Linked DNA regions of Homo sapiens: all the other regions are linked to region 4. The links are chromatin contacts, found by Hi-C or POLR2A ChIA-PET in ENCODE. All regions are on one chromosome and are shown on one strand. The core of a region is the stretch at or near the end of the contact, and the rest is flanking DNA. Distances in the headings are between cores, read along the strand shown. Region 1 holds the start of TOLLIP (toll interacting protein). Region 2 holds the start of CHID1 (chitinase domain containing 1). Region 3 holds the start of KCNQ1OT1 (KCNQ1 opposite strand/antisense transcript 1). Region 4 holds the start of LSP1 (lymphocyte specific protein 1). Region 5 overlaps AP2A2 (adaptor related protein complex 2 subunit alpha 2).

Region 1 (3,266 bases), core at 131-2,630, 540 kb after region 4:
GCCGGTTTTAAAAGGAGAGACTGGTAACCGAGACCCAAAGATGTGGTCTTTGGGATAAGAGGAAAGTGAGAGCACATGGTGTCCTGGATGGGGAGTGAAGAAAGCATGTGTAGCAAGAATGACTATCGATTTTGCTGTAGTTCCCGGAGGACGAGGACTGAGAACTGACCACTAACAATATAGAGATCACTGACAAAGAGTTTTTAGTGGAGTGGTTGTGTTACCGGAAAAGGGTCCTGATCCAGACCCCAAAAGAGGATTCGTGGATCTTGTGGAAGAAAGAATTCCAGGCCAGTCCACAGAGTAAAGTGAAAGCAAGTTTATTAAGGCAGTGAAGGAATAAAAGAATGGCTACTCCATAGAGCAGGGTGTTCCCAAAAGCACGAGGAGGAAGGCGTCCACCTGGGTACGCTTGTTTATATGTAAGATAAAAGCCAAAAAACATCACGGGGGAGACGTGCTGTACTACCTGGGCTCGTCAAAGGATTGCCAATCTTTGCATAACGCCTGTCCTCCGCAAGCATCTGTATCATTATCTTTAAAGCGAAACTTCAACTAAGAATGCTTCTTGTTCTTAAGATACCCGGACATCGGGACCTAAGTTCCGGGTCTGCTGCGTAAAAGTTTATTAACCTGTTCCCGTGACCGTAAACGCCCGACTCCTGGGGATGCAGCCAGCGGGGTTCAGCCTCAGTTTACCCAGCGCTGTTCGAGCTGGAGTCGCTCTGGTTGGAGCGCCTGACCGCGAGGGCCGAGGTCAGGCCGGACTGGGGTTCTCCGGAGCGAGCAGGAGAGGAGCGGGGCTCCTGCGGAGCGGCGCGGCGGGGAGGCCGAGGGCAGGGCGGGCTCGAGCTCGGGCTCTTCTGGCAGCGCCTCCATCCCCGTTCCGTTCACCCGGCAGCCGCCCCGTGGAGGAACCGCGCCCCATCTTTAGCCCTGTGAAACAGAAAGGCCCTTCCTCCGGCAGGCAGCTGAGGGAAAGATCGCCCTGCAGGGGATGTCGGGCCTGTCACTGCTTTGTTGCGGGCCACAGTTCCCTCCCTTCTCCGAGCGGGTCGCACGTCCGAAGGTCACCCCCGCCAGGTGGCTAGGCCCTGTCGCCACTCGACAGAGGACCGAGGAGGAACCAACCCACTGCCCAGACTGCAGCGCCGCCACGCTAGGGCCCGCGCCGACAACCGTCATGACTGGGCATGCGCAAACGGCCCCGCCGGGAGCCATTTCGCCGGGCTGCAGGGCTCGAGGAGAGAGCAGGTGCGCAGGCGCCGGGCGAGAGGCTGCGCCTGCCCTACCCTGGAGCGCGCGTGCGCGCGAGAGCCGGAAGGGGCGGTGCCTGGCGCGGCGCCTGCGCAGTGGGGCGGTGCCGGGGGCGGGGCGCGGCGGCTGTCAGCTGACTGTGGCGGCGGCGGCCTCGAGGTGACAACTGTCTCCGTCGCAGGCTCCGGCGGGGGCGCAGGAGGTCGCCCGGCGCGTCACTGTCGGGTCGGCGAGCCACGGGGGCCGCCGCAGCACCATGGCGACCACCGTCAGCACTCAGCGCGGGCCGGTGAGGCAGCCGGGCGAGGGTCGGGCGGGGGCGGTGACCTGCGGTTGCGGGCGGGGCCTTGGGTCAGGGCTACTGCTCAGCTGCGGCTGGCGGGCCGACTCCGCGGCTCTCCCGGGGCACGCGGGGCGCCTGGCCGGCCGGAGGGGAGCGGCGGCGTCCACACCTCGGGGCGGGGCGGGCCGGACGGACGCGCCCACGCTGCAGGAGGCTTGAGCTCACCGCCGTGCCGGGGCAGAGCTTTGGGGAGGCAGCCCCGGGGGAGGGGGCCTGCGCCCGTTGTGAGCCCCAGATGGAGGCGGGCCCCGTGCCCCATGGTGCCCCAGAGGGAGGCAGGCCCCGCTCCCCAATGGTCTCCAGATGGAGGAGGGCCCGGTGCCCAGATGGAGGCGGCCCCGAGCTCTGACTCCCGAATGGAGGAGGGCCCCGCACCCTAATGGTCCCCCAGGTGGAGGCGGGCCCTGAACCCTAATGGTCCCCTAGATGGATGCGGGCCCTGCTCCCTGATGGCCCCCCAGGTGGAGGCGGGTCCCGCACCCTGATGGCACCCTAGATGGAGGCGGGCCCCGCACCCTGATGGCCCCCCCAGGTGGAGGCGGGTCCCGCACCCTGATGGCCCCCCAGGTGGAGGCGGGCCTGCACTCTAGTTGGTCCCATAGATGATGGCTGTTTCCTCTTTCTCATTTACACAGAGTGAGGGCAGTGGTGACCACTTCTTGGGCCCAATTGTGTCCCCGGTTAGTGGCCACCGTGCAAAACCTCAGTTTCTTCATTTGCAAATGAGAGGATAGGCGCCAGGAACTTCAGAGAACCTTTCCTGCTCTGAATTCTCTCCTGAGAGTTGCCTGGCAGTTTCTTCTATAGCATTAATATTGCAGGAGAGCTGGTGTAGACTGACTCAGAGATGATGGGCTCCTGGCGTGAGTGGCCTCCTGGCTCACTGTTAGGGCCTTCTTGCATTGCTGTAAAGGAATACCGAGACTGGGTAATTTGTAAGAAAAGAGATTTAATTGGCTCCCGGTTCTGCAGGCTGTACAGGTAGCATGGTGCCGGCATCTGCTCCTGGGGAGGCCTCTGGAAGCTCCCAGTCATGGCGGAAGGCCAAGTGGGAGCTTACACGTCACATGGCGAAAGCAGCAAGAGAGTTGGGGGTGGGGAGGTGCCACACACTGTAATGACCAGATCTTGTGAGAACTCACTATCACCGGGACAGCACCAAGCCACGAGGGATCTGTCCCTGTGACCCACACACCCACCCTGCCAGGCCCCACCTCCAACATTGGGGATCATAATTCAGCGTGAGATTTGGCGGGGACACAGATTCAAACCGTGTCACTCACTGAGGCTGGGCTGGGGCAGGCTGTCGTGAGCGGTACAGTTTTTATCAACAGTGGCTCTGAACATGCCGTGGGTGGAAAAAGTCCTTTTTCACGATGCTCCAAGGTCCCTGCCCTCGCGCAGCCCAGTACTGGACGTGGTGGAGGGGTCACCAGGGCTCCCCACCCTTAACACTGTATCCACAAGTCCTGGTGTTTCTCCCGAGGAGATAATTCTTCAGGTAGAACATTTTTTCTGAGTTTAGAATGAAGCCCCAGGTTTTGGGCATAGCTGCTTTTTCTGAGGACTTTGAAGGAAACCTCCTGACACTTATGAGACTCAGGTGTGGAGCCTACGGGTCGGCAGAGGTCCTGGACGGCCTCTGATGGCAGCGTCTCTACCTCTT
Region 2 (3,726 bases), core at 70-2,569, 940 kb after region 4:
GCTGGTGTCGAACGCCTGACCTCAAGTGATCTACCCGCCTTGGCCTCCCAAAGTGCTAGGATTAAAGGCGGCGGCTGCCCGATCGATTCTGCAATTCTTTAGCGCCAAAGACCTCTGACCTCAATGAGATCCTAAAATGGCTAAGTGCCTTTCCTAAGAGAAGTTGGATGTTGCCATGGCCTCCTTAGCATTGGGAGGACTGCGCATATGTCCCTGAGGACACCTGCCATAGCTTACTGGGACCCTCTCCAGAGCTCTGCCGACTTGAGGTCTTCACCCCCAAAGGTCAGGCTTCAGGCCACCATCCAGGCCGTTTGCTGAGAGCGAGTGCTAAGCTGAGTAAGAGCCCACAGCTGGTGGGGGACGTGCCTCGCACCGCATGCAGCCCCCAGCCCCTTCTAGGAAAGGCGTGGGCGTCAGCTGGCAGAAAATACCGGGAAGGGAAAGAAGGAAACGTGACTAGAAAGAAAGACAAAGCTTAGTTTAAGGAGAAAGCTCCCAAGCAGCAGAAATGGAGAAGCAGCTGTGCAGGGTGTCTTGGAGCCCACGCGCGCCCCGGGAACGGCTGAGCGGGGCAGGGTGGGGCCCGGCCGTGCGGTTTTCTGTAGGAAACTGCGCTGGGAACGGCTAGGGCTGGGGGTGGGGGTCGGACAGCCTGTGCCGCGTAGAATGCGCGGTGACTCAAAAGTGCTGGCCACGCGCTCGTTCATCCAAGCGCGAGGGGCTGAGTTGGGAACTTGGTTTGCCTCCTGGGGCTCCGGCTCGTGCAATGTGCAAGGCGGGGGTGCGGACCGAGAGAGCGCGCGTTTCGGGCAGTCCCCGCTGGAGACAGCGCAGTGGGCGCCATCGGCCTGGGGATGGAGATGGTCCACTCAGGCGGGGGTCGGGGGGACGCCAGGAGTGGTGACTCCGGGTCCCCGGGGGAGCGTGCCGGGGCGGAGCCCACCGCGCGGTTCTCCCGGCACCGCCGAGCCGGGCAGAGGCCCTGGAGCCCAAGGCCCCGCGCGGCCCCACGCCAAGGGCGCCAGGCCTGCCTAAGAGCCGTGGCGCTGGGAACCCGGCTACCCCTGGGCCGGGAACCTGATAACCAGCTCCAGCGCGAGCACCAGGGGCGCTCAAGGTGAACGCGCCGGGCCCGGGGTCCGCCCCCGGCGCGGCCCCGCCCCGGCCCCGGCCCCGGCCCCGGCCCCGACTTTCGGGCAGCCCTGCCCAGTCCCCTGTCCTGGCCCAGCCCCTCTCCATCCCAGCGTGCCGTGCGCGGCGGCGGCGCGCGGGCGCCTGGGGCGGGACTTCCGGCGCGCTGGAGCGTTTTCCGGCCGTGCGTTTGTGGCCGTCCGGCCTCCCTGACATGCAGGTGAGCCCCGCGGCGGCCGGCCCCTGCTCCTCCTCCTTGCACGGCCTCAGTTTCCCTCCCGCAAAGTGGGCGCGCCGGGCAGCGAGGCTCGGCCCCGGGAGGACGGGCGTGGGGTCGCGGGCGACGCCGGGCGGGTGCGTGAGAGAGAGCAAGTGTGTGAGGGGGCGTGTGAGAGGGTGTGAGGACGAGGGTGAGAGAGGGTTGCTATGAGAGCGAGGGTGAGCGAGAGCGGGGGTGGAGGGCGAGTGTGGACGGGGGCGCGTGTCGGGGGGACCGCGAGTGGGAGGTGGAGCGCGTGCGCTGGGGCGAGCAAGCCTGAGAGCTAGGCGCGCTGGGTGGAAGGGGCCTGAGTGCGCAGACAAGGGATGTGGCCGGCGGGTGAGGAGTGTGTGAGCGCGCGGCTCGTGTGGCAGAGTGGTGGCCATCGGGTCCCCAGGACCCCCAGAGGGAGCAGAGGCAGTAGGGCTCCAGGCGGGCTGCCCTCCCAGTGAGGGGCACGCGGTCCCCGTGAAGGGTGGGCGCATCAGACGCGATCCCACCCACCCTTGGTTCAGCCCCAACCCTTGAAGCTTCCATTGCTGACTGTCCAAACTGGAGGGTGACCCGCCCGCCCGTCCGCCTCGACTTCCTGGGCTCTAGTAATCTCTTAGCCTCCTAGCTACTTGGGACTACAGGTGTGCGCCAGCGCACTCAGCTAAGAATTTTTTTTTTTTTTTGAGACAGAGTCTCACGCTGTCACCCAGGCTGGAGTGCAGTGGCGCGATCTCGGTTCACTGCAACCTCCGCTTCTGGGCTTAAGGGATTTTCCTGCCTCAGTCTCCCGAGTTGCTGGGAGTACAGGCGCACACCACTGCACCCAGCTAATTTTTGTATCTTTTTTAGAGACTGGGTTTCATCACGTTGGCCAGGCTGGTCTTGAACTCCTGATGGGGTGATCTGCCCGGCAGAAAAATATTTTTTGTAGAGACCAGGTCTGGCTGTGTTGCCAAAACCAGTCAAAAACTCCTGGCCTCCCAAAGTGCTAGGATCACAGGCCAGAGCCGCCATGCACCAGTTAGTTCTTCAAAACACAACAGAACAGGAGTTGTCAGTGCGTCCATCGCAGAATAGAGTTAGCTCTGATTGGCTGCTGTCGCTCTACACATGTACACACATGCACAACACATGTGCACACATGACATACACGTGTGCTGGGCTGTGACGTAAAGTGCATTTCTTACTGCTGGTCTCCATGAAAAGCATTGGAAAGCCCCTGCTGTGACTCCCATCATTTCCATCAACACCACCGAGGAGGTCCTGGACCTACGGACTGGGAGCGCAGGAAAGTGGGAGCAGTAGCGCTCCACCTTATCTTGTTACAGAGCGGTTTCTGGGACCCCTTTGGGTGACCAGGGTCGGGGCCTGTGCCTCTTCATAACACAACACATTCCCTTTGTGTGCGGGGCCGTTCTGCCCAAGGGAAGGTCATTGGCATTTGGGGAAGAAACGGTTTGATGCAGGAACACAGTGTGTGTGAACCTGGGAGTCTGTGTTATGTGAAGAGCATGATGGAGAGTGTCCTCACGGGCCTCAGAGCCGAGCGGCCGGTGAGCAGTGGGGAGCGGGAGAGGTACCAAAGCCCAGACAAGGGCCTGGTTGCAGTGTGAGCACCCCTCACACATCACACACACCATCTCCCTGGGGCAGTTGTCTGGAAAGTTCCATGGCAAGTCAAAGAAGCAGCCCAGCATTTGTGAGCAGCCTGTATCCAAGCACTCCATCACAGAGCGGGCAAGTTAAGCGCGAGTGGACAGAGGCAGTACCCTGGCCTTGTGTTCAGTTAGGTTCTCCTAGTGTCCCCTCTGCTGGACACATGCTGGCAGGACTGTCTTCCTCTTCCACCCTTTCCTCTTCCTTCCCTGAAGTGTGAAATCACAGGTTGGGGGGCAGGGAGGTCATAGGCAGAGGGGCCACTAGGTGGGTGGACAGTGGCCCTGTTTCAAATCTGCAGGACGGCAGGTAGGGGCAGAGACCCAGCCCTATAGTGGTTGGTCACTGGGTACCTGAGTGTGCCCTCCAGTTACTCCTGGGCCAGTCCCCTGGAGAACCACCGTTTGGTTTTTCATTCCTTTCCTTCCTCCCTGACCCAGATTTCCACCCAGAAGACAGAGAAGGAGCCAGTGGTCATGGAATGGGCTGGGGTCAAAGACTGGGTGCCTGGGAGCTGAGGCAGCCACCGTTTCAGCCTGGCCAGGCAAGTGATTCTGGGCCGTCTTCCCTGTGCCATGGCCAGAACCCTCCCCACCTTCCCTGGGGCTGTTGCTGACTCAGACCAAGCCTCAGCTGCAGCAGAAAGATAGTGGGGCTAAGGGGAGGTGGCAGCAGGCTGCTGC
Region 3 (3,714 bases), core at 902-3,401, 850 kb before region 4:
TGGGGAGGTAGAAATGGACATGCAGGGAGGGTGATCAGGGGAGGATTCTGGCCTCCTGAGGAAGGCTGAGGAAGGCCAGAGGAGGCCTGGGGGCCACAGTGAGGCTGGAATTGAGCTGCACCCCAAGCAGCAAAAAGGAGCAGGACAGGGGCCTGAGGCCACCCTCAACTCAACATTCCTGACCCTGTCTTCTCACATAATCTCTCTCGTTTCCTATCTCAATGGCTCCAAGAGGCTGTCAGCATCACCTCCATCCTACAGGCGGGGAAATGAGACTTGCAGGTATCTCTGCATTGCAGAGTCCAGGCCAGGGTCAGGACTCCAGCCCTGCCCTGCTCTTTTTGGTCAGGGGCAGAGAATAATAGTGGTCACTGAGTGGGAGTTGTGATCCTTTGGATGTCAAGAGAGAGGCTGGGCACAGAGGAAGCAGGCAGACAGGCAGCTGATAATCTGTCCTGAGGAGGCAGGAAGGTGGGAAAGCCACTTGGGAGCTGAAGTTCCAAGCTCCATTTTCCCCTCAGACTTCACTTCTAAAACACAAGTTCAAAGATAGTAACTATCAAGAATTTCAAGACAGTGACATTATAGCGTGAAACCCTGAGTCTGGGGTGCACCTGAGCACTGGCTCTGAGTGATGGCACTGGTTGCACAGCTGCCTCTCGGACAGGCAGATGACAAAAACTTCCCAGCTAGATAGTGAGGGTGGACTGCGCCCTCTGATCAGACACATGAACTCCCTGGGCCAGTGCGAAGGGACAGGCGCCCAGGGGATGTGTCACTTGTGCCCAGATTGCCTGTGGGCTGAGCAGGAGGCAGGGAGTGGACTCATCTGGGCGTCGTTGCTGAAGGCCTGAAAGGAATCACTTGCTGCCTGAAAAAATGACACCATTTTCTCTTTCTCTTCTGGGCTGAAGAACAACAAAACCCCCAACCCGGTCACCCTTGGAGAGAGATTCCTGGCTCTCCCGTAGACGTATATTTTCGGCAGAGGCAGTGAAGATGAATGGCCTCCTTGCGTGCCTTGGTGGGGGGACGGCTGGCTCGCTTGGCTGGCTCCAGCCTCCCCCTTCCTCCTGTGTTTGAGGTCAACCCTGGGTTGGGGTTGTAACAACTTTCGAGAACATACCCAGAGTCCTGCATTCCAACACTGTTTTTGCAGTCCACATGGAAGGGCCAAACGGCCCCCAGCCTTGCCAGGGAAGCCTCAGGGTGTGAACTTCTAGAGGGGGCTTTTGTGACCCAGGCTTTTGTCCCCGGAGTTTATGGCAATGCTTGGCATTCAGAAGGCGCGCGCCAGCGGCGCGGAGGGGACGGACAAGGGGAGGGGCCGGCAGACGCGGTCAAGTGTCACGCCCGGATGGGGGATGGGAGGTGGGCAGGGCGGGCCCGGCCGGGCGCTGGCAGGCGCGGGGCGCCCTCGGCGCTGCCCTTTGCCAGGTGGGTGGCCTGGCATGTCCCGGCCACCCCTGCCACTCACCCCCTGAGGTCCCAAGTCCTCAGGGGTGAGCGGCAGACACGGGTGTTCCAGGCACAGCAGTGGGGGCTTCAGAACATCCCGATCCCCTGCATGGACCCGCTGGGAGGGGGGAAAACGCCTCCCGCACCCGGTGCCACGGCGGTGGAGACCTTGCCCGGGTTCGAGGGTCGCTGCAGCGGCGCCGGCGGAGGGGCTGGTCTCGGGCGTGGCCTGGACGCCCACAGGCCTCCACACCGAGGGCCCACAGCAGTGTCGGGGTGCGGCCGCTGTCCTCACGCGGTCACCCCGGGGTGGTGAACACATCACGCAGAGAACTGGCCCGTGTCTCCAGCTCACCCCGGCGATGCCAACGCTGAGGCTGGCGCTGGCCCCGGCCCCCGGTGGTGCTCAGGGACGACGGGTGGGGGCAGGGAGGGCGGCGGCTCGCGCCACCTCACACCCAGCCAGTGCCTCATGCGGCGCTGGACCCGCTGGGCCAATCTGAGCCCGGGTGGCATCAAAACGAGACTCTTTCGGCCAATGACAGGACACGGCACATCACTTTCCGCACCCAGCCAATCCGTGCAGCAGCCCGCCGCAAGCCTTCCCCTGCTGCCGCCCAATCAGCAGGTGGGGGGCGGTCGCCACGTCGGCAGCGGCGGGGGCAGTCGGAGCGCTGCCGCAGTCTCCAGGCAGAACGGTCGCCGCGTCGCCTCAGCACGGACCTCCAGGGAGCTCCTCAGCAAGATCCTGCCAGGGCGCCCCTCAGCGCGATTCTGCCGGGGTGCCTCTCAGCGTGGTCCTCCCCGGGGCTCCTCAGCACGATTCTCCCGGTGCGCCCCTCAGCGCGGTCCTCCTCGGTGCGTCAGTCATCGTGGTTCTCCCCGGCGCGCCCCTCGGCGCGGTTCTCCTCGGGGCTCCTCAGCGCGGCGCTCTTCTGGGGGCTCCTCGGCGCAGTTCTCCCCGGGGACTCCTCGGCGCCGTTCTCCTCGGGGCACCCGGGGCTTTTCGGCGCGGTTCTCCCCGGGGGTTCTTCGGCGCGGTTGTCCCCGGGGGTTCTTCGGCGCGGTTCTCTCCGGGGGCCTCTCGCCGCGGTTCTGTTCTCCCCGGGGGCTCCTCAGCATGGTTCTCCTCCGCGCGGTCCTCCCTGGGCCTCCTCAGCGCGGCACTCTCCTGGGGGCTCCTCAGCGCGGCACTCTCCCCGGGGGCTCCTCAGCGCGGCACTCTCCCGGCGGCTCCTCAGTGCGGTTCTCCCAGACTCTCCTCAGCGCGGCCCTCCCCATCTCTCTGGGAGGGTTTGAACACGGTCAGCACGGACCTGGGCGGACGGCGCGGGACGGGTGATCACTGGCGTTGCTGAGGTGAGCTGTGTGCCCCGCGGCCGTCCCAGATCACAGGCGTCAGCAGTGCAGCCTGGCCTGGGCAGTGCGCTCCCATCTGCACCTTATGGACAGCGTGGCCAGGGTCGAGGTCCGAGTTCCTGGCCGCGTCCCAAGGATCGGATTCCGGGTCTATAGTTCTCATGGTGGTTCAGAGTGGGCTGAATTGGGATTGGAGTCTGGAATCCGCATCGTGGTTCTGAGTCCGCGCTATTGGGATGGAAGTTGGGAATCCATGTTGTGGTTTTGAGTCAAAGCCCGAATTGGGACCGGAGTCGGAAATCCACTTAGTGGTTCTGAGTCAGGGCCCGAATTAGGATCGGAGGTGGGAATCCCCGTTGTGGTTCTGAGTTAGGTATCCTAGTTGGGATCAGAATTCGGGTCTAGGGTCCACATCCTGGCTGGGAGTTTGCCTGAGTTGGGATCTGAGTAGTTGGGGTCCCAGTCAGTCCGGGTCTGGAGTCCGCATGGTGGTTTTAGGTAGGGCCTCATTAGGGACAGAGGATCGGGAGTCTGAGTTGGGGACCTGAATCCCGGTCTGGAGTCTGCATCATGGCTCTGAGTTGAGATCCAAGGGAGGTCCGAGTTGGCGACTGGAGTCAGGGTCTGGAGTCTGTCTTTGGGTAGAGGTTCTGAATGGGGGGCTCTGAGTTAAGAGATTGGGATTGGGGTTAGAGGTCTCAGTGGGGTATGGGAGTCAGGAATTGAAGTCGAAGTTCTGCCTCTAGGTGGGGATTCTGAGTCAGGAATTAGGGGGCGAAGTAAAGGTTGCAGTCTGAGTTGGGGGTGGTGATCACCTGCCAGGTGAGAGGTAGTGGTAGAAGTCTCTTGGTCATATTGGAGATGAGAGTTGATCAGATGCAGGTCTCAGTCTGGGTA
Region 4 (3,719 bases), core at 1,220-3,719:
GGAGGGGTGGTTCTGAGGAATCTGGCCCCGTCCCGGGCAGTCTGAGGGGAGGGGCCACATCATGCGACAGTCTGAGGGGCTGGACCCACTTGTCCAGCTGGAGGGGCTTGGCCTGCCCTGGACCTAGTGTTGAGGGCATGTCCTGAGACCGTCACAGGCTGGCGTACCTGGCACTCTGTGACATGCACGGGGGGCTGTCTTGTCCACTGCTCCAGCCCCAGCTGAGCCTGCCCAGCCTGGGCCTTCCTGGGGACTCCCGTGTGGGGGCTTCCCAGGCCATACATCCCTGCCTGGGTGCAGGGGACTTCTGTCCCATCCTAGACAGGAAACTCCCCGGTTCCCTTAGTCACCTTGTGAAATGAGAAGCCTACCCCACTGGGGCTCTCAGTTTCATTCTGAAAGGTCAGGCTTGGCTGCGCACCCCATGCAATTCGCGGGGGCAGGGGATGTCCAAGGAGGGGGTCCAGGCTTTGCAGAGCCCAGGAGAACCGCCGCTCTCCAGCTGGAGCGCCTGACAGCCCCGGCACAGGTGCAGCCCTGGCCTCCCAGGATCTGCACCAAGATGCCCCAGGATCATCTGTGCCTTGGCCATGCCCGCTCCAACCCCCCCTCCCCGCTCCTGGCCCGGGGGATCCAGGGCATTTGAGACAGCTGGGAGGGGGTGGCCAAGGATGAGGCCAAGGAGGAAGGCGGGGGTGCCCCAGCCCAGAGGCTCATGTCCTGCCCTTCTATGGGCATGAGGTGACCAGGAGCAGCACCTAGTCCAGGGCTGGGGGTGGTGCTGACAGGAGGGCCCGTTTTGCAGCTGGGACACAGCTGTTGTGCACCCAGAAGCCTGTCTCCCTGCACACGGCCTGGGCAGGGCATCCTCCCACCTCTCCCTGGGGACAGGCACGGACGTCCCGACCCAGCCCTCAGCCAGCCCCGGCCTCTGCTTAGCCTCCACTCCACTCACGGCACTCGGGGTCCCTTCAGTGGCCCCCCGCACCTGTACCCAAGTGGGATTTGGCAGCAAGAAGTCAGAGATGCAGACCCCTCACACATACCAGACCCACAGCAATGTGACGGCCACCAAGGACACAGACACAGGACAGTGACTGCAGCCACCAACAGCACAGGAGCTTTGTGTGAAGGCCGGGAGGTGGTCCCTGCACCGCCCCGGGTCGGGTAGACCGGGACCCTCTGCTGTCAGCACCAAGGCAGAGACTGGTAGCAGCCCTGGCTGCAGTTTTGGGGTATGTGAGCGTCACCCTGGGCCTCCTCTCAGGTCCGTCCTGTGTGGCTGCGGGCATCACACTCTTTCTGCAACCTGGGCCCCAGCGCCTTCCCTTCCGCACACCAGGCCACAGCCCCCGCTGACCTGCTCCTAGGCCGGCCTCTATCCCCAGCACCGGATCCCCATCCCCTGACCATTAGCACGTCGCCCCTCTGCCCCTCAAAGCCCTACCTGTCCCTGCACCGCACGCCCTGAGCCCTCCCATCTCTTCTGGGACCTGCACCGGGGGCAACTCGGGTTCCCCTGGCGAGGCTCAGCTGTGATGCCTGGATGCCTGCTGGCCGGCAGCTCCCCTCTGCCAGGGAGCCCAGTTACTAAGCCGCTAGCCCTCTCCACCCACCCCAGCACAGGGCTGGATGCCCATTGGTACCACAGAGTACAGCTGCCCGCTAGGAGGCCTTTGGCAGCGGGGTTTTTCTGCCCAGCTCTGGCAGTCCTACACACAACCTCTGCCATGCCCCCTCATGTCCCCACTCCAACCAACACACGGTGCCTGGCACCCAGCACAGGCACCTGCCAGAATCCTTGGCCTTGTCCTTTACCGCAGGTCAAGGGCAGCTTTGGGTGCCCTGCCCTGAGGCCTGCTGGGCCCCAAGCCTGGCGGCCTCCAGACCCTCAAGGCAGGATAGCCCCTCTCAGATAGTCCTGTGGGCAGGTGGCCAGGCCCGGGCCAGTTCCACCCATCCCAGAACAGCTGCTCCCCAGCCCCCACCTTGCCTCTTCCCAAGCTAACAGGGCCCACAGTCCCCAGCTCCTCCCTGGCAGTCCAGGACACGTCTTGGGGTCTCCTCGCTTCAGGCATCCACCATGGGCTTAGGATCCCACGCGCCTCCCCCAGTGAGTCCAGGGCACAGAGGCAGGCGGAAGAGACCTCCACCCTTGTTGTGAGAGGGGGGTCCCAGCAAGACTTCCTGCCACCTGTCTGTGGGTCCCCAGTTTCCCCATCGGACATCCAAGTTCTCCCATTGGGGGCCCCAGATTCCCCATCAGGCACCTCAGTTCTCCACCCTCCATGCAGCTCAAGGACTATGCACCCGTGGACACGGCACAGGGCGCCGGGCGTCGCCGCAGACCCTTACCCCAGCAACTCTTCCCGCTCCTCGGCACCCGGGTCACTCGAAGCCTCCGCCATCAGCCTGTAGTCTGGGCCCCACAGGGTGCTGGCAGATCCCTGGAGTGGGTGTACGTGCTGTGGCTTTCAGTGCTTTCTGGGGCGGCTTCTGAGCCCCCACCCCCAGCCGAGTTTCACTTCCCCCTTCCGGCTGCAGGTTGAGGTTTGGAACCTGTCTCGGCTTGGGTCAGGGTGTTGTTTTTTAATCTGTTGCTACAAGAGGAGAGGAAGAAAAAAAAAAAAACCCAAACCACCCCTCAGGAAGCGTTAAGCAAGTTACAGGGGCCTGGGGTGACAGAGACGGGGTGCGAGGGCCAAGATGGCCGCAGGCAGCTCTTCATGGCTCGGGGAGGGGGACCCATGTTACCCCTGGTCCCCGCTAGTAGCTCTGGCCATCAGGTCCACCTGTGAGTGGCCAGTTCTCCTGCAGCATCAGGGACAAACACGTCTGTGATCCCATAAGCACCACGTGAGCGTTTTAGCTTCTTTGGGTGAAATCTACCCAGAGGCCGGCTCTCCTACAGGTGCTCATGGAACTTGGTGGAGTCTTTTCTCGAAGCCTGGGGTCATAGCCTTGAGCACATCAAACAGCTGTGGGTCCCAGGTGGCTTTGGGGGCTGTGCCCGGGATGCCCCTGCGTTCTACCCGTCGGGTGCCTTGTTCTGTCTTGGACTGCCTTGCTGATGCCGAGCTGTCGGGCATCCGCCTCGTCCCCCCGCTGCCCCTTGCTCTCCGTGCTCTGGTCGCTGGAGTTGACCACCGAGTGGTTCGTGTCCCCAGGCTCTAAAGGCAGTGCCTCAGGGACCCTCCCAAGAGGCATAGGCCAGCCCGAGGGGAGGGATGGAGGCTGTTTCCAGCCCTCACTGTCCCCAGCTTCTGGGAGTGACCACGCAGTGGCTCCAGGGTCAGGAGGAGGGATGCATGACTGCAGGAGCCAGACCCCAAAAGCTGAGGCAGGGGAGGACTTAAGCTGGGCCAGAGTAGGGCAGCCACAGAGGTGGCGAAGGCTTCCCTGCTGGAAACCTCAGCGCAGGAGAATGGGAGAAGGGAGCCCTGGCCAGCGGCTGGGCCTGAGAAATCCAACCAGCAAGGACTTACAGGGGGTCCCAAGGCAAAGAGGGGCTGGAGAGAGGCCAGGGGTTGGGAGGGCCCTGGGCCCAGAGTGTTGACCCATCAGGGTGGGGCCGAACCGGAGGCCGCCTCCTTGGGACTCAGCGAGCCCCCCACCCACCAAACACACCACAAAGACCAGCAGAGGCTTTCAGAGCCCCACGAGTGGAGGCACCAGAGGGATCCGTGGCCCAGACGATGGGCAGGGCTAAAACCAGATCA
Region 5 (3,412 bases), core at 751-3,250, 860 kb after region 4:
GACGACACGGGTCTCATGTGCTCCAAGGGTGGGAGGTCACAGAGGAGCTGGCAGAGAAGAGTCCCAAAAATATCCAAGGCGTGTCTCGATGAGACCATCTGAAGGCGGCGCTTTGCTCCCTACGCCGGGGACAGCGCCCGCCAACACTGTGGCCTCCACAGCCTGACAAAGCTGTGAGCTGCGTGGGAAGCCATCGGCCTTGGCCATGGCCATGCACCTGCAGCCCAAATGGAGACAGTTTCTCCTCTGCATCTCATCACAGATGTTACCCTGGTTCCTGCACTGATTCAAATACATCTATGGCTTTTATTTTATTTTATTTTATTTTTTTGAGACCGAGTCTCACTCTGTTACCCAGGCTGGAGTGCAGTGGTGCAATCTCAGCTCACTGCAACCTCCGCCTTCTGGGTTCAAGCAATTCTCCTGCCTCAGCTTCCCGAGCAGCTGGGATTACAGGCACACACCACCACACCTGGCTAATTTTTGTATTTTTAGAAGAGACGGGGTTTCACCATGTTGGCCAGGCTGGTCTCAAACTCCTGACCTCAAGTGATCCGCCCACCTCAGCCTCCCAAAGCGCTGGGATTACAGGTGTGAGCCACCATGCCCAGCCATCTATGGCTTTTAACTGCTTTCTAAAGTAGGAAAGCCCTTTGCCCTAGTAAAGGCATTTGTACCTGAAACGTTACCACAGATTGTAACAGCGAGGCCAGATGCAAGGCCCCAGGACAGTAGGGTCCTAACACCCACTTCAGGTTCTTCATCTTCCTTATCCTCTCAGGCCTGGGAGACCCTCCTCAGGGAGCAGGCCTGGCTCCTGGGCCACACCAGTTCACCTCCTCCCTCCAATAGCAGGACAACTTGAGGGGTGAAGGTTTTGCCTACAAGGGCCCCAGGCTCCTGCATGTGAAGCCAGGCAGCCTCTGATCCCCACACCCCTGTGCTCCCCAGCACACCCGGGGACACGCACACCACAGCCTCCCCCAAGGAGCTGTGTGCAGAAAGAGGATGCTCGGAAGAAGTAAAATGTCCTGGCCTCATCTATGATGTTAAATAAAAGACATTTTGGCCAATGTGACACCAAGATAAAGCCACTGTCTCTCGTGGGAAAGGCACATGTGCTGATGCCACCCTGAGGCCCCTTCACGGCCCATACAGAAGACCCTGAGCAAGAAAACTTCGCCAGGAGTGTCTCCCCATAGGGAGGGGCCTCTCACTGGGGCTCCCGTGAGCAATGGGAACAGATTGGAAAGCACAGGATAGCAATGACACCCACACACCATAGCTCTCGGTCAGAACAGAGGGGCCCACACACCACAGCTCTCGGTCAGGACGGAGGCGCCCACACACCACAGCTCTCAGTCAGGACGGAGGTGCCCACACACCACAGCTCTCAGCTCAGAACAGAGCTGCGTGCCTCGGCCACAGACACCTCCCTAAGGAACCCACCCGCCAGGCACCACTGACCATCAGGAGTGAAGCCACACTCAGAAAATCCACTGAATGAGCCCTGAAGGGGGAACTCCCTCCAAGAAGGCACCTTACAGAAATGCTGAACCTCACTGGACCCTCATCCTCCTTTTCAGAGGGCAGCACACTGCTCTCACTCCCAGGGTCCAGAAGCTTCCATCTGATCCCTAAGCCACACAGTCAAGGCCAGGCCCTCCAAAGTCCACCCTGAGCCTAGCCGGACAAACCTGGGTGTGATCAAAGGCCTGGGGTATGGGCACACCTCACTTCTCAGGACCCACATTAAAAAGAAACATCAAATAAGAACCAAAGAGAGACTGAAGACAATCCTACAGCCCCTTTCCATGCTCCCTCAGCGAGTTCCTCTTAACGTCAAAGCAGCTGGAGGGGAGCGAGAGCACCTGGTGCCTTCCCAGCTTCCAACAGGCAATCCCAGGTTTCCGTGGAAGACTTCACAGTGCCCTTGCTGAAAGCCGGCCTCCAGGAATCCCTGCACACCAGCCTCCCCTGGATCACGTCATCCTGCCCTCGCCTCCTCACCCAACTGGGGCCGCGTCCTCCTCTCTGCAGGGCGGAGCCGCTGCCGGCCCAGCACCCACGGGAAGGCCCCTGCTCCGGCAGCTCACAGACAAATCTCCACAAGCAAGTTTCTGCCTCCAGAAACCTATGTCAAGATGTCCAAAGGAGAGGGAGAGATGGATTAGAGGAGTGACAGAGGCCTGCTGCACTAGGCGCCTGGCTAGTGACGTCCCACGGGAGGAGACAGGGTCAAAAGCAGGTCACCAGCTCTACAGAGCACATGAGAAACATAAGCATGAAGGTGCTCAGGCGTGAAGGGAAGACGCCCACCTTGGGAGAAAGAGTCACATCTTTCATTCATTTCATTCACTCCAGGATGAGCTCACAGGCAATTCAAGCCTCCAGATGGCGGGCACAGCAGCGTGCCACAAACAACACAGAGAGAGGGCACGGGGGGACAGGGGCTGCACAGAGGACACTAGGTGGAGGGAGGGGAGAGGGAGGAAGAGGGGGAGGGAAGACTGCTCATTGAGATGTCAGGCTCAGCCTGGATACCAGCCCCATGGCAGGCCCTGCACTGTCGGCCAGAGGGGCAGGACACATGGTCAGCCGGGGCACATAAGCAGGTCCCCGCCAAGGAGTGCCAGGACTCCGACATGAGCACCCTCCCAACCAGCACACTGCCAGGGCAGGCACCACCACAGGAGCTCACCCCACAAAGCCCTGCCGATACTGGGTAGCAGCACTGGTTGCCACCACTGGACCTGCGTCCTGGAGAGACAGGTCCTCTAACTGGACAAACAGAAAGCCCGCCTGACCCCGACAGGAGCCCTCCCTGACAGTGCAGAGGGGAACAGCTGGCAAGCAGAGCCAAGCAAAAACGCAACTCTCAAAACGACACTTCTCACCTGACAAATACCACAGGACACATTCTGTTACAGGATTATTCTCATCGCATCACACATACAAGGAAAACCAGACCTAACCCAACTCACTACATAAAACCTCGAAGAGCAGGGCAGGACAGGTCCTCTCTAAATCAACAAAGCATGTGAGGACAGCTGCCTGGGTGAGGCAGTCCTGTAGGAGAGGGGACGGCCACTTCCCCTAAAACAAGGCACCACAGAGGATGTGTGAGCTGAGCTGGACAAGACGACGGTCTGAAGGAAGTGCCTTGCCCAGCAGGCACAGTGGCCCCCGGGAGAGGACAGCGGGGTGTGCAGCAGGGACAGTGGCCCCCGGGACAGGCCAGAGGGGCGTCCAGCAGGGACAGTGGCCCCCGGGACAAGCCAGCGGGGTGTGCAGCAGGGACAGTGGCCCCCAGGACAGGCCAGGGGGGCGTCCAGCAGGGACAGTGGCCCCCGGGACAGGCCAGCAGGGTGTGCAGCAGGGACAGTGGCCCCCGGGACAGGCCAGGGGGGCG

What was found. A loop is a pair of places that touch in the nucleus more often than their neighbours do. ChIA-PET counts read pairs that join two places held with the same protein, here RNA polymerase II (POLR2A). Pooled maps may share reads with other maps.
Region 1: a loop to region 4 is called in a pooled map, with 20 times the contacts of the local background. The contact joins the promoter of TOLLIP here to the promoter of LSP1 in region 4. A Hi-C loop is called at or near these places in 4 of 37 single-sample maps with no recorded cell type and 7 of 50 pooled maps.
Region 2: a pooled map shows a loop between it and region 4 (6-fold over the local background). The contact joins the promoter of CHID1 here to the promoter of LSP1 in region 4. A Hi-C loop is called at or near these places in 6 of 37 single-sample maps with no recorded cell type and 7 of 50 pooled maps.
Region 3: a pooled map shows a loop between it and region 4 (8-fold over the local background). The contact joins the promoter of KCNQ1OT1 here to the promoter of LSP1 in region 4. A Hi-C loop is called at or near these places in 2 of 37 single-sample maps with no recorded cell type and 5 of 50 pooled maps. POLR2A ChIA-PET finds 5 or more read pairs at or near these places in 1 of 52 experiments (WTC11).
Region 5: a map with no recorded cell type shows a loop between it and region 4 (40-fold over the local background). The contact joins the enhancer-like site here to the promoter of LSP1 in region 4. A Hi-C loop is called at or near these places in 5 of 37 single-sample maps with no recorded cell type and 3 of 50 pooled maps.

The regions. Positions count from the first base shown.
Region 1 is chr11:1,307,746-1,311,011 of GRCh38, reverse strand. It overlaps TOLLIP (toll interacting protein), which reads left to right and starts at 1,380. Exons shown (of 6, transcript NM_019009.4): 1 at 1,380-1,546. The coding sequence starts at 1,514. TOLLIP-DT (TOLLIP divergent transcript) reads right to left here and starts at 1,304. Exons shown (of 1, transcript NR_029409.1): 1 at 305-1,304. RefSeq lists an enhancer at 223-984 and a silencer at 1,215-1,924.
Region 2 is chr11:908,403-912,128 of GRCh38, reverse strand. CHID1 (chitinase domain containing 1) reads left to right here and starts at 1,319. Exons shown (of 13, transcript NM_023947.4): 1 at 1,319-1,354. RefSeq lists a silencer at 797-1,636.
Region 3 is chr11:2,698,431-2,702,144 of GRCh38, reverse strand. KCNQ1OT1 (KCNQ1 opposite strand/antisense transcript 1) reads left to right here and starts at 2,151. Exons shown (of 1, transcript NR_002728.4): 1 at 2,151-3,714. All of the region lies in intron 11 of KCNQ1 (potassium voltage-gated channel subfamily Q member 1), which reads right to left. RefSeq lists silencers at 1,668-1,737, 1,748-2,017 and an enhancer at 711-1,950.
Region 4 is chr11:1,851,834-1,855,552 of GRCh38, reverse strand. LSP1 (lymphocyte specific protein 1) reads right to left here and starts at 2,469. Exons shown (of 11, transcript NM_002339.3): 1 at 2,356-2,469. The coding sequence starts at 2,408. RefSeq lists enhancers at 98-527, 2,378-2,697, 3,689-3,719.
Region 5 is chr11:994,824-998,235 of GRCh38, reverse strand. All of the region lies in intron 14 of AP2A2 (adaptor related protein complex 2 subunit alpha 2), which reads right to left. Among named protein-coding and RNA genes, the nearest start is that of MUC6, 40 kb to the left of the region's middle. Within about 2 kb of position 2,000, at least 2 of the 41 ENCODE cell types and tissues checked have a DNase peak (open chromatin) inside an H3K27ac peak, as active enhancers do.